Regions from separate parts of the Homo sapiens genome. Here region 2 is linked to region 1. Evidence: read pairs that join two places in POLR2A ChIA-PET (ENCODE). Cell type or tissue: PC-3. All regions are shown on one strand. Links, peaks and the distances in the headings refer to the core of each region. The heading gives the core; the rest is flanking DNA.

Evidence for each region. ChIA-PET counts read pairs that join two places held together with the same protein. Peaks named below come from ENCODE experiments on the same cell type or tissue, not always from the same donor. Only the 100,000 strongest peaks of a DNase experiment are listed, where the experiment ranks them.
Region 2: POLR2A ChIA-PET joins it to region 1 with 5 read pairs; 4 of 35 experiments call an interaction of 5 or more read pairs at or near these places.

What each region holds. Positions count from the first base shown.
Region 1 is chr2:172,175,216-172,181,555 of GRCh38, forward strand. No RefSeq gene overlaps it. Among named protein-coding and RNA genes, the nearest start is that of DLX2-DT, 75 kb to the left of the region's middle. In PC-3, for the core only: no CTCF peak of the experiment used is centred there; DNase peaks (open chromatin) are centred at 3,016 and 4,326; H3K27ac peaks cover 688 bases.
Region 2 is chr2:172,370,515-172,376,072 of GRCh38, forward strand. No RefSeq gene overlaps it. Among named protein-coding and RNA genes, the nearest start is that of ITGA6, 54 kb to the right of the region's middle. In PC-3, for the core only: no CTCF peak of the experiment used is centred there; no DNase peak of the experiment used is centred there.

The DNA.
Region 1 (6,340 bases), core at 714-5,713:
AAATTTTTTGTAGAGACGGGGTCTCACCATGTTGCCCAAGCTGGTCTCAAACTCCTGGGCTCCAGCAATCCTCCTGCCTCTGCCTCCCAAAGTGCTGGGATTACAGGTGTGAGCCGCCACACTTGGCCCATATTGGATTTTTTTTTGTTACCCATTATCTAATTGCACATTTTTTCTTTACTGCCAACTTTTAAGGTGAATTGGCCATTACTAGCTGTGATTGTAGAATTTCTGAATAGGGACACACTTCTTAGAAAGCTGGCTGTGCCACATACCCAGCTGCAGAGGAAATCTCAACTCCACATACAGAGTTCTTCCCTTTCTAGTTCTACCATTTGCACTGAAAAAATTCCTTTAAGAATTTCGTTTCTTGTCTACCATTCTGCTACAAGGAGTTTAATTTTACACTGAGTTTTTGCCTTAGATACTCATCAGACTTTTATTCTATTTGTCATTGAGAAAACAGAACTTTTTGTTAACTCGATGTTTTTCTTTTTAACTCTTTAAAATTTTATTTTTATTTTTTCAATAAACAGTATTGTGTGTATTTGAGGTTTACCACATGATGTTATGGGATACCTGTAGATAGTAAAACAGTTACTATAGTGAAGCAGATTAATGTATCTATTACTTCACATAGTTACTTTTTTGGTGACAATAGCTAAAATTTACTTATTTGACAAAAATTTCTAATACAATACAATTTTAATACCTATAATCCTCATGTTGTATTTTAGATTTCTAGACTTGTTCATTCACTAAATCTGCTACTTTTTTTTTTTTTTGAGAGAGGGCCTTGCTCTGTAGCTCAGGGTGCAGTGCAGTAGTGTTAATATGGCTCACTGTAGCCTTGACTTCTGTGCTCAAGCAATCCTCCCACCTTAGCCTCCTGAGTAGCTGAGACTACAGGTGTGTGCTGCCACACATGGCTAATTTTTATATTTTTTGTAGAGATTGGGTCTCGCTATGTCTTGAACTACTGGGCTTAAGTGGTCCTCCCACCTTGGCCTCCCAAAATGCTGAGATTACAGGCTGTGAGCATATCTGCTACTTTTTATCCTTTGACCTACCCCATTTCACCCCATCCCACCCAACATGCATGGTAGCCACTGTTTTATTCTCTATCTCTGTATAGTTGACCTTTTTTTTTTTTTCCTAGATTCTACATATAAGTGAGAGCATGCAATATTTTTCTTTCTGTGTCTGGCTTATTTTACTTAGCATAAGGTCCTCCAGGTCCATCCATATTGTGACAAATGGCAGGATCTCCTTTTTTAAGGCTGAATAATATTCCATTATGTATACATACCACATTTTCTTTATCCATTCATCAGTCAGTGGATGCTAAGGTTGTTTCCATATTTTGGCTATTGTGAATGATGCTGCAATGAATGTAGGAGTGCAAATATATTTATGTGGTGGTGATTTCATCTCCTTTGGGTATATATCCAAAAGAGGGATTACAGGGTCATATGATAGTTCTATTTCTAATTTTTTTTAGGAATCTCCATACTGTTTTCCATAATGACTGTACCAATCTATATCTCCACCATCAGTGTACTAAGGTTCCCTTTTCTCCACACCCTTGCCAGAATTTTTTATCTCTTGCCCTTTTTTTTTTTTTGAGACAGGGCCTTACTCTGTCACCCAGGCTGGAGTGCAGTGGCACAATCTCGGCTCACTCCAACCTCCGCCTCACAGGTTCAAGCAATTCTCCTGCTTCAGCCTCCTGAGTAGCTGGGATTACAGGCATGGGCTACCACAGCTGGCTAATTTTTATATTTTTGGTAGAGACGAGATTTTGCCATATAGGACAGGCTGGCCTTGAACTCCTGGCCTCAAGTGATCCACCGTGTCTCAGCCTCCCAAAGTGCTGGGATTATAGGCATTAGCCACCTCACTTGGCCTTGACTTTTTGATAATAGCCATTCTAACAGAAGTGAGACAATATCTCATAGTGGTTTTAACTTGCATTTCCCTGATGACTGGTGATGTTGATCACCTTCCCATATATCTGTTGGCCATTTTTATGTCTTCTTTGGAGAAATGTCTGTTCAGGTCCTTTGCCCATTTTTAAATTAGGTTATTTGTTTTTCTGCTATTGAGTTGTAAGACTGTGAATTCCCTTTATGAGGCCTTTCACTTACAGTATAAAATAATGCTTCAGACAAACATTATGAGAGCTTTAGAGTCATTTATCTAATTGTCTAGAAGATAAGTATAGTTAAAAACACTTGGATTCTAGACGTTATATAGAATAGACACACAGTTGCAAGAATCTTTTTTTTTCTATAGGGTCTCATTCTGTCACCCAGGTTGGAGTGTAGTGGCATAGTCATGGCTCACTGCAGCCTCGACCTCCTGGGCTCTAATGATCCTCTCCCCTCAGCCTCCCAAGTAGCTGGGGCTACAGGCGCAAGCCACCATGGTGGCTAATTTTCGTGTTTTTTTTGGACAAGAACTCAGCAAGGTTAGTTTGATAAAGCTCAGCTGGTTGGAAATTTGAGGAATTTGAAGTTGATTTGTTTTGATTGTTGTTCTCTCTTGGACTGACATCATCAGCACAAGTTCATCTCCCTTTTACTTCCCCTAGCAGATTTTGCAGATAACTCTTGACTTTACTTTGACATAGAATAAAGCATTTCTTTTTTAGAAGAAAAGGTTTAGGAAATTATTTTTATTCTGGACTTGGCTTCGGATGAATTGTATGACCTTGGGGGAAATTCCATATAACAAATTCCTTGTGCCTCCTTTTCCTGAAGAACAAATAGGATATCCTACTTTAAACTAATATTTGGAATATTAAAATATAAACTTTAATTTTGGATCTTAAATGAGGCTGATATTCACAATCATGGAATGGGTTTTTAAGCCTCCAGTGAGAAAATGGTGATACTAATTAGCTAGGACCCTTTAGGTTGCAAGGGAAAGAAAACCAGCAAAATCCAGTTTAAGCCACAAAGGGGAATTTATTGACTCATACAAATGAGAAATCCAAGTGGGTGATTATGGCTTCAAACATGGCTGAGTCAGGAATTCAGGTGATGTTATCAGCTCTATCCCTCGCCCTCCATTTTTCAACTCTGTTTACCTCTGCCTGGCTTTATTCAAGCCTTCATGATCTGTATAGCTCAACATCCTAGAGGAAGAGAGGCAACATTTCCCTTTTAGTGCCCATGTGTCAGATCTTAGGGAAGATTTGGATTGGTCCAGCTTAGGACACTTGCCTATTCCTCAATGAATAACCGTGGCTTGGAGAACGGGGTGCTCTAGTGGGCCAGCCAGTGTGTGGGCCCATCTCTTTGACAGAGGCAGATTTGGGGTACCATGATAGACAACCCCTCCAGGATCCTATGGAGTCAGATGAGGGTACTTCTGTTGTTTCTAGACAAAGAGGGAAGGGATGCTGACCAGGCCAGACCAATAAAGGTCCACTATAAAGGCTTTTGGGTGGAATATAGTGTATCAGCTCTCTATTTATTCAATGTTTATACACGTTTTTGTCTGCCTCCATAAATCAAACTTGTACATCTGCTCACCTTTAATTTTTTTTTCACCATAAAGCTTAATCCCTATTGTGTAGAAGCAGCACCTAATATGCCTGCCAAGATGTGGTATTAATATAGAAATGTGTATTAGGCTAGAGAGATAGAAGTAAGAAGATGATTTTTATTTTTAGCTTCTGTTAGCATAGAGACATATTTATAATAGTTTTTCTTGGCCTCATTCATCATATAATTTAGAAAAGGTCTTAACTATTTTTAAAAATTATGCAAGTAGTACAAAAGGGCAAAAAGTGAAAATGAAACTCCCTCTATCCCCCCCATCCCCAGGAATAAGACAGTTACTTCTATTTAATATAGCATTCCAGAAACGTCCTATGTATTTGCAAGAATATATGTATACTTTACATAAACCTATGGGCTCATTCTCTTATGTCTGCTGTGCACTTTGCCTTTTTCACCTAGTACCATATTATGGAGGTGACCTCCCTTGTCAGCACAGTAGAGTGCCTTCATTTTTTTTAGCACACAATGTTCTATAGTGTGGATGTGACCAGATTTATGTAAATCACTCCTCATCAGAGAACTTTAAGGCACTTTACAATGCATTCCTCCTTTTTCTTCTCTCCTCTCTGCAGCAAACCTGGCATGACCAGAGGACCTGTGGCTCTGAGTTGGGCCAGGCATTGCCCATTGATGGTAGATGCAGCAGATGCAGCCATGAGGGATTTCCCAGAAGGAGCAACATTTCCCCAAGGCTGAGTTAGAGCCAGAGTCTGATCCTGTGACTGCCCCACCCTCAGCCCTCCCTGTGGTTAACCAGGAAGGTGGCTCATTGTTGGGTGGTTTGGCAAGTGTCTGAGAAAATTGCAAGGTGTAATGACCTCCTCTCTAGCTTGTGGCCACACACGAGGGTACCTATGCTAATTTTACAAGATGACAGCGGCAGCTTCTGTTCTTCAGCTCTGCGAGTTGGCTCCCTGGTGTTACTTTTTATTTTATTTTATTTTATTAATTTATTTATCTGAGACAGAGTCTCACTGTTTCGCCCAGGCTGGAGTGCAGTGGTGCAGTGGTGCAGTGGTATGATCTCTGCTGAATGTGCAACTTCTGCCTCCTGGGTTCAAGTGATTCTTGTGCCTCAGCCTCCTGAGTAGCTGGGGTTACAGGCATGTGCCACCGTGCCCAGCTTTTTGTAATTTTTGTAGAGGCTGCCTTTCCAGACAGTCTTATTTCAAGTCTTTATTTCAATAAGCAAAACCGTAAGGAGAGAGCAATGCAGAGAGAGGAATCTGAGGAAAACCAAGAGAAATGAGACAGCTTTCTGGTCTTTTTACCTAGGTCATCTCAACTCTAGCTGACATCCAGCCAGGAGACTCCAGGAGCTGGGGCATCTTTCCTTTGGCCTGAAAGCTGAAGGGAGTGAAGCAGGGAAGGGAGTAGGATGGATTATTTAGAGAAATAGTTTCACCATGTTGGCCAGGCTGGTCTTGAACTCTTGGCCTCAAGTTATCCTCATGCCTTGGCCTCCCAAAGTGCTGGGATTACAGGTGTGGGCCACTGTGCCTGGCCCCTGGTGTCCTTTATCTGTTTGCAAATATCAGCACAGATTTCTGGACTATGGTGATGACAGGGGAACTAACTGACATTTAGTTTGAAAATGCTCATATCCGATGTAATTCCCCCAAGTACCTGCTTCTTGTCACCTAATAATCCCCAAGACTGTCTGAAAAAGCCAGCAGGTTAGAGAGACAGTGACTGGGATGGGCTGACAGGGCAGCCCTAAGGCCAATGTGTCAAGAAGGCATCCACAATTCTTCCTTCTCTCTGACCTCTGCCTCCGAATAGTCCCTCCCATGCCTGTCCTTGCTTCACTCCCTTCAGCTTTCAGGCCAAAGGAAAGATGCCCCAGCTCCTGGAGTCTAGTGGCCGGATGTCATCTAGAGTTGAGATGACCTAGGTAAAAACACCAGAAACTGTCTCATTTCTCTTGGTTTTCCTCAGATTCCTCTCTCTGCGTTGCTTTCTCCTCATGGCTTTGCTTATTGAAATTCTTGTCCTTCTTTTTTTTTTTTTTTTTTTTTTGAGCCAGAGTCTTACTCTGTCGCCCAGGCTGGAGTGCAGTGGCACGATCTCAGCTCACTACAACCTCCGCATCCTGGGTTCAAGCGATTCTGCTGCCTCAGTCTCCCCAGTAGCTGGGATTACAGGCACCCACCATCACGCCTGGCTAATTTTTTTTTTGGTTATTTTTGTAGAGATGGGGTTTCACCATGTTGGCCAGGCTGGTCTTGAACTCCTGATGTCAGGTGATTCGCCTGCCTTGCCCTCCCAAAGTGCTGGGATTATAGGTGTGAGCCACAACGCCTGGCCAAAATTCTTGTCCTTCTAAACACAGCTCTGATACCCCCATGATGGTATCTCTGGTCATCTAAGTGAAAAGGGGGTCCTTCATTTTTGCTGCATGCGTCACTAACCATTGTTCCCTCACTGGAGCCCTGGATGCTCTTGGAGGTGCTGGGATAGATAAGCTTTGTCTCTTCCATACTGGACCATCCTACCTCCCCCAAGCGAGGCTCAGCAGGTGCTGTATTCTTGGCCCATAGCAGGTACTCAATATGTTTGTTGAAACAGTGAACCTGTCTGGTTCAATATCTGCTGTGGAGACTTGGACTTAGTTTCACAATTAAATTGCTAACTTTTTAAAAAAGTCATTCATTTATTTCCTGTGTTGCTGTTTGACTTCTGGGGATGCTTTCACATTAAAAAAAAATTGTCTTTTCAAATAGAGCCAGACATGGCAGCTTGTGCCTGTAGTCCCAGCTACTGGGGAAGCT
Region 2 (5,558 bases), core at 559-5,558, 200 kb after region 1:
AAGCACTTGACAGATTTTTCTTGCCTGCTGCACAGAAAAGCCAATTCACTGAGACAGAAGTATTGCAGTAAAGAAAGAATGTAATAAATTCAAAGCTAGCCAGCTGGAAAGTTGGGAGCTTATTACTCAATCAGCCTCCCTGGGAACTCAGAGGCTAGGATTTTTATGAATAATTTGGTAGACAGAGGGCTGGGGAATGGGTTCTGCTCACTGATTGGGGATGAAATTATGAGCGTGGAAAATGGTCCTTGTATGCTGAATTAGCTTCTGGGTGGGAGCCACAGGACCATGGGAAAAATTTAGTTATCAGTCTCAGGTCCAGGTAAAGTCAGTCAGTCACAAAAAAGCAAAAATCTGAAAAACATCTCAAAAGACCAATCTTAGGTTCTACAATAGTGATGTTATCTATAGAGGCAATGGGGGAAGTCACAAATCTTGTGAATTCTGGCCACGTGACTCCTGAGCAGTAAGGGATTATAGAAAAGCAAGCTGGGAAACAATGGTTGGTTATTGTTTAACTATGCCTATATTTTAGCATAATTCAGGCATCTCTCATTAGCCTAATCTTGTGGCCTTTCATTACTCCTACAAAGGTGGTTTCAGTCCCTAAACAAGGAGGAAGTCAGTTTTAGGGAGGGACTATTATCATCCTTTCTTCAAAGTTAAACTATAAACTAAATTCTTCCCATGGCTAGCTTAGCCTATGCCCAGGAATGAACAAGGAGAGCCAGCCCTTGAGGCTAGCAGCAAGATTGAGTCAGCTATGCTGGATTTCTCTCACTGTCATAATCATTGCAAAGGTGGCTTCAAATAGATTTCAAAGACACTTTGGGTAGTATTGTGCTAGATAATATCAACCCTTTCTTTCAGTGTCAGTTAAGATATCACTTCCTCCCAGAGGTCTTCCTGACCACCCTTCCCCACCCCACATCTGAACTAGGTGGTCTCATAGAATCCTGTGTGTCCCCCTATCAGAACACGAATCAAACTGTGTTTGAAATGGGTCTGCCTTGCTGATTTGGGGGTGCTGCCATTGCCTCTAAGTGTGTCAACCTTTTGCAAACATTCAGGGCTCCAAAGTCAGTAGTCATCACAATCCCTTCTGTAAACCAGTTGGCCAAAGGAGGTAAGTCTGTATGTGAAGGAAGAAATGCTGTTTGTCATTAAATTTAAGATGTCTTAATACAAAAATTAGCTGGGCATGGTGGCGGATGCCTGTAATCCCAGCTACTCAGGAGGCTGAGGCAGGAAAATCGCTTGGACCCAGGAAGTGAAGGTTGCAGTGAGCCAAGACTGCACCATTGCACTCCAGCCTGGGCAACAAGAACGAAACTCAGTCTCAAAAAAAAAAAAAAAACCCAAAAAACCAAAAAAATCCCCCATGAATTGTAAAGTGCATCCCTAGTTCAGTAATGTGAAAATAACAATTTTAAGACATGGGTTTGGTGTGGTGGTTCAAGCCTATAATCTGAGCACTTTGGGAGGCCAAGGTGGGAGGATCCTTTGAGCCCAGGAGTTTGAGACCAGCCTGGGCAACATAGGGAGATCCTGCCTCTACAAAAAAATAATGAAAATAGCAACCAAACATAGTGATGTGAACCTATGGTCCCAACTACTTGGGAGGCTCAGTTGGGAGGATTACTTGAGCCTGGGAGTTCGAGGCTGCAGTGATTGTGCCACTGCACTCCAACCTGGGTGACAGAGTATTCCAGAGATGGTACAGTATGTGTGTCTTTGAATTGATAACATGTGGGTGTTAAAATCTCAATCATCTGTCTTTTGAGTAAAGTCTCAATTGTCTGTCGAAAGACGATTTTGTAGAAAAGGATAAAACATAAAGTAAAGTATATTTACATTTAAGATTATAAATACCTCTGCCAAAAGAGAGTATTTGTGGCTTCTTGTAATCCTTTGCAGATATTGTCACTAATCTCTCCTTCATTCCTCCAAATTATGTGTGTACTTGGTATTCTTATTTCCTCATCCCCATCTTATCCCTCAAGTAAGTAAAGCCCTGGATACCTGAGTTAGTTAGTTATCCAAGACTTTGCAGTGAGTGAGTCAGAGAGGAATGAAATTTCTGTTCTCCTTACCCCCAGGTAGCATTGCCTAGAGCCATGCTGGGAAGATCACTCTGTAAGACAAACCAGGAAACCTAATTAACAGGACAGGTCTGGTCCTGACTATACATTATTTTCATCTTCATATGGATGACTGATGAGGGGTGGCTATGACAGAGCTATCTGTATTGTCTGATCTGGGAAACTGTTTCTTTGAAAAGCTCATAAATTGACCTATTAAGACTATTATCTGTGTTCCAGAACTAAATAAAAGCCACAGCTGGAGACTCCAGTAATATGTAAACATGAATCTATATAAATTTGAATGTAAAATTGCCCAGAAATTTCTTGATGGACAAATTTTTATGTATGTTTTGCTTATCTATAACTGATCTCATAGCTTCCCTTGCTTACTGGGTATCATTATATAATAATTAGTGTGTTTATATGTGTTGAAGTATCTGCTAACTAGAATGATTTGGGATTTATCCAGCTTGATCCAAAAACAAATTTGGCCAGAGCTTTGATAATCCCTGCCTTCTAGGGATATCAATATATAAATAGTTCATATTAATATTTAGGAAGACAACAGACAAATGGCTGTTAAGAATGCCAAGACTTCCAGATAGACTAGTGATGCCAGAAATAACGAGTGGAATCTCAGGAGTGCAGAACATTTAGAAAATTATAGGTCTAGAAGATGTGTTATTTTCCTGATAGTAGAAAAACATGTTGCCGTAGAAACAATATTAAAGTGACCATTAGAGTCCCGAGCCTTCCCACAAACACTTGTGTAGCCTACGTTGAAGCTACCCTCTTATCCTGATAGTCCTAACCTGATTTCTGGCTGCTAGGACTCAGGGACTGGGAGGAGGAAGGAGGAGAAAGAAGGCGTTTGCCTTGCACCTTCTTTTCTTCATGTCTTTTTCTTCCTGGACCCCCCTCCAGGCAGCAGTGCTCACGAGCTGCTTTATCTAGACACTACCCAGGCTTGCTCCTTTTCCCCAAGGCCCCCAAGCATCTCAGTGACTTCCCTCCTTTTTGCCCAAATGAAACTCTTATTCCCTCTTGGCAACGGAAAGCAATCAGACTTAATTGATTGGCACCAATTTGTGTTTAACTGATTATTCCCTATATTCATCTATTCTCTAGGTCTGAATTTTAAAAAAATATTTTCCAAACTTTGTCCAATGGGTGGACTATAGGCAGGGAAACAGTAGTGAAAAATATTTAGTGTGTGTAGAAGGAGGATGATATTTAAACACATACTCATAAACACAACAAAGTATATGAGTTATGGTTTTCAGATGTCAAGCAACAGAAACAAATGCTAATTCAAATATAAAAGGCATGAACTTGATGGTTGTGGGGTGACTCACAGAATCAAAAGGAAAGTTGAACAATTAGGACAGACGGGAATCGTGAAGTTTGAGTGGAAGAGGAAGATGTGTTCTAAGCAGAACTGATGAGTGATATCTTACCAAATCAACTCCAACAGTCATTTTATCACTTGGCTAAACATTCAGATACCTGAATAGTCTCGCTTGGGTCAGAGACCTTCTGCTTAGCTGGGACTGGGCAAGGCACCTTGATTGATGGTCCCAACCAAGGGGAGAAGGTGGTTCACTAGGGTAAAACTAGGGTTCCATTCCTAGAAGAGTGGATAGACACTGGTTGGATGGCTCACTCTCTGCTAAGTGCTGTAGGTGCCAATCTCCTTGACCAGCTGTGCCTGGGATGGTGTCCGTGAGTTCAGTCTCCTACTCTCTACTTTTCACAGCTTCTACCCTTTTAGAACCCACAGCTGATCCAAATCAGTTCATACAACAGCTCTTACAAAACAGCAACACCGATAAAGTGCCTGGTTAGCTCGTCCTGCCCCCAGTCCCCACTGTACAGGTCCCTGGAAAGTCTGACTGCTTTGTGGGAGCTAAGGGCAATGGACTGGGTTGGTATCCAGGTTGCACTTTTTATTTTGGTCCTCTGGGCAGTGTTCCAGTTAAAATGAGAAAAACAGGATTAATTCTAGTGACGTTTCATCCCCTCATAGAAGTATGGAGTCCTTCCTTTGTGACTACCATGGATCTGGCCTCTTAGAATGTGGAAAAGCCCTTGCTTTGCCCAAGGTAGCCTTTCTAGCAGGTGGATCTCAGAATTACTGTATTAAAAAAAGTCTAATTAATGACCAACGGAAGGAACAGTGACACAGATTAATATTTAACCTGTTGGAAAGAGTAACTGTGTGTTTGGGGTTTAGTAACAGATCTGCAGCACAGGTTAACTCAGTCTCTGCCTCATCAGCACTCCTTAGGTCGCTCTGTTCCCTAGACCACAGTCTTTCCTTGACTTCATTCCCCACCCCTATTCCTCTATGAGGAACTCAGGAGGAAACATGGAAGCCAAGCCTCAAACTGAGACTCGCTAGCCAAAGGCAGAGCTGAGTTTAAGTTTAATATTTACTCAGCCAGGAAATACTCTAATTAAGCCTTGCTCTTTAAATCTTAAAGCTCCACCCTGGAAGGACAGAAATGAGCTCTCCCAAAGGGTTTCATCCTGGGGATGAGGAATCCTTTTTCCCCTACATCCAAATATTTCTGAGATGGGGTTAGGCAGGTCTTCTTTCCAAGTTCAAAAGGCATAACTAAGATTGTGGGTTGAATTTCCATGGGATACCCAGATGGCTTCCAGAAAAAGAGCTGGCTGTGTAGATCCCTAATTCCAGACAGCCAGAAAGGATTCACTGAATATCTGGAGCAAAAGGAGATTTTCAATGCAGGGAGGCAGTTTAGTATAAATATAGGAGCCGAAGTCAGATGTCCTGGGTCAAATCCTGGTCCCGCCACTATTTTCTGTGTGACCTTTGAGTGTGACTCATATCTCTAAGCCTTAGTTTCCTCATGGGGAAGTTGCAGTAACAGTATCTACCTCATTGGACTCTGGAGAGAATTAAACAAAATAGTCCATGTAAAGTGCTTAGTACATAATAAGTGCTTAAAGAATATCTGCTATAAGTTATTTGACCATTCATTCAAAAAAAATGACTTGTGCCTAAAATGTACCAAATAATGTGTAAGATAATGGTACATATAGAGATATAATGGTATGTATAAAACTCCTTTTTTCTGAAGAAGCTCACAGTTTAGTGGGGAAGCTAACATAGAAGTTATTCTTCTATGTTGTAATAATTGCGACAGAAAAGGTATATAAAAGTACTATTAACGTGCTTATTAGAGGAGAGAGAGTTCCTTCTATGAAGAATTTCAGGAAGGCTTCATGGTGACATTTAAGCTGTGTCTTTAAGAAAGTTTTAGAATTTTTCATGCCCAGAAAAGAGGATCAACTATTCCAGAAAGGAGGAACATCCTAAGCAGAAGCACAGCAATGAGAAAAATCTCAGTGTGTTTGGGAAGCAACAAAAAATTTGGCTGGAGTACCAGGGTGCAAGGTGGGTTTGGTAGGCAGTGGAGTTGGAAAGTCAAGGTTAAGGATGTCATGGGC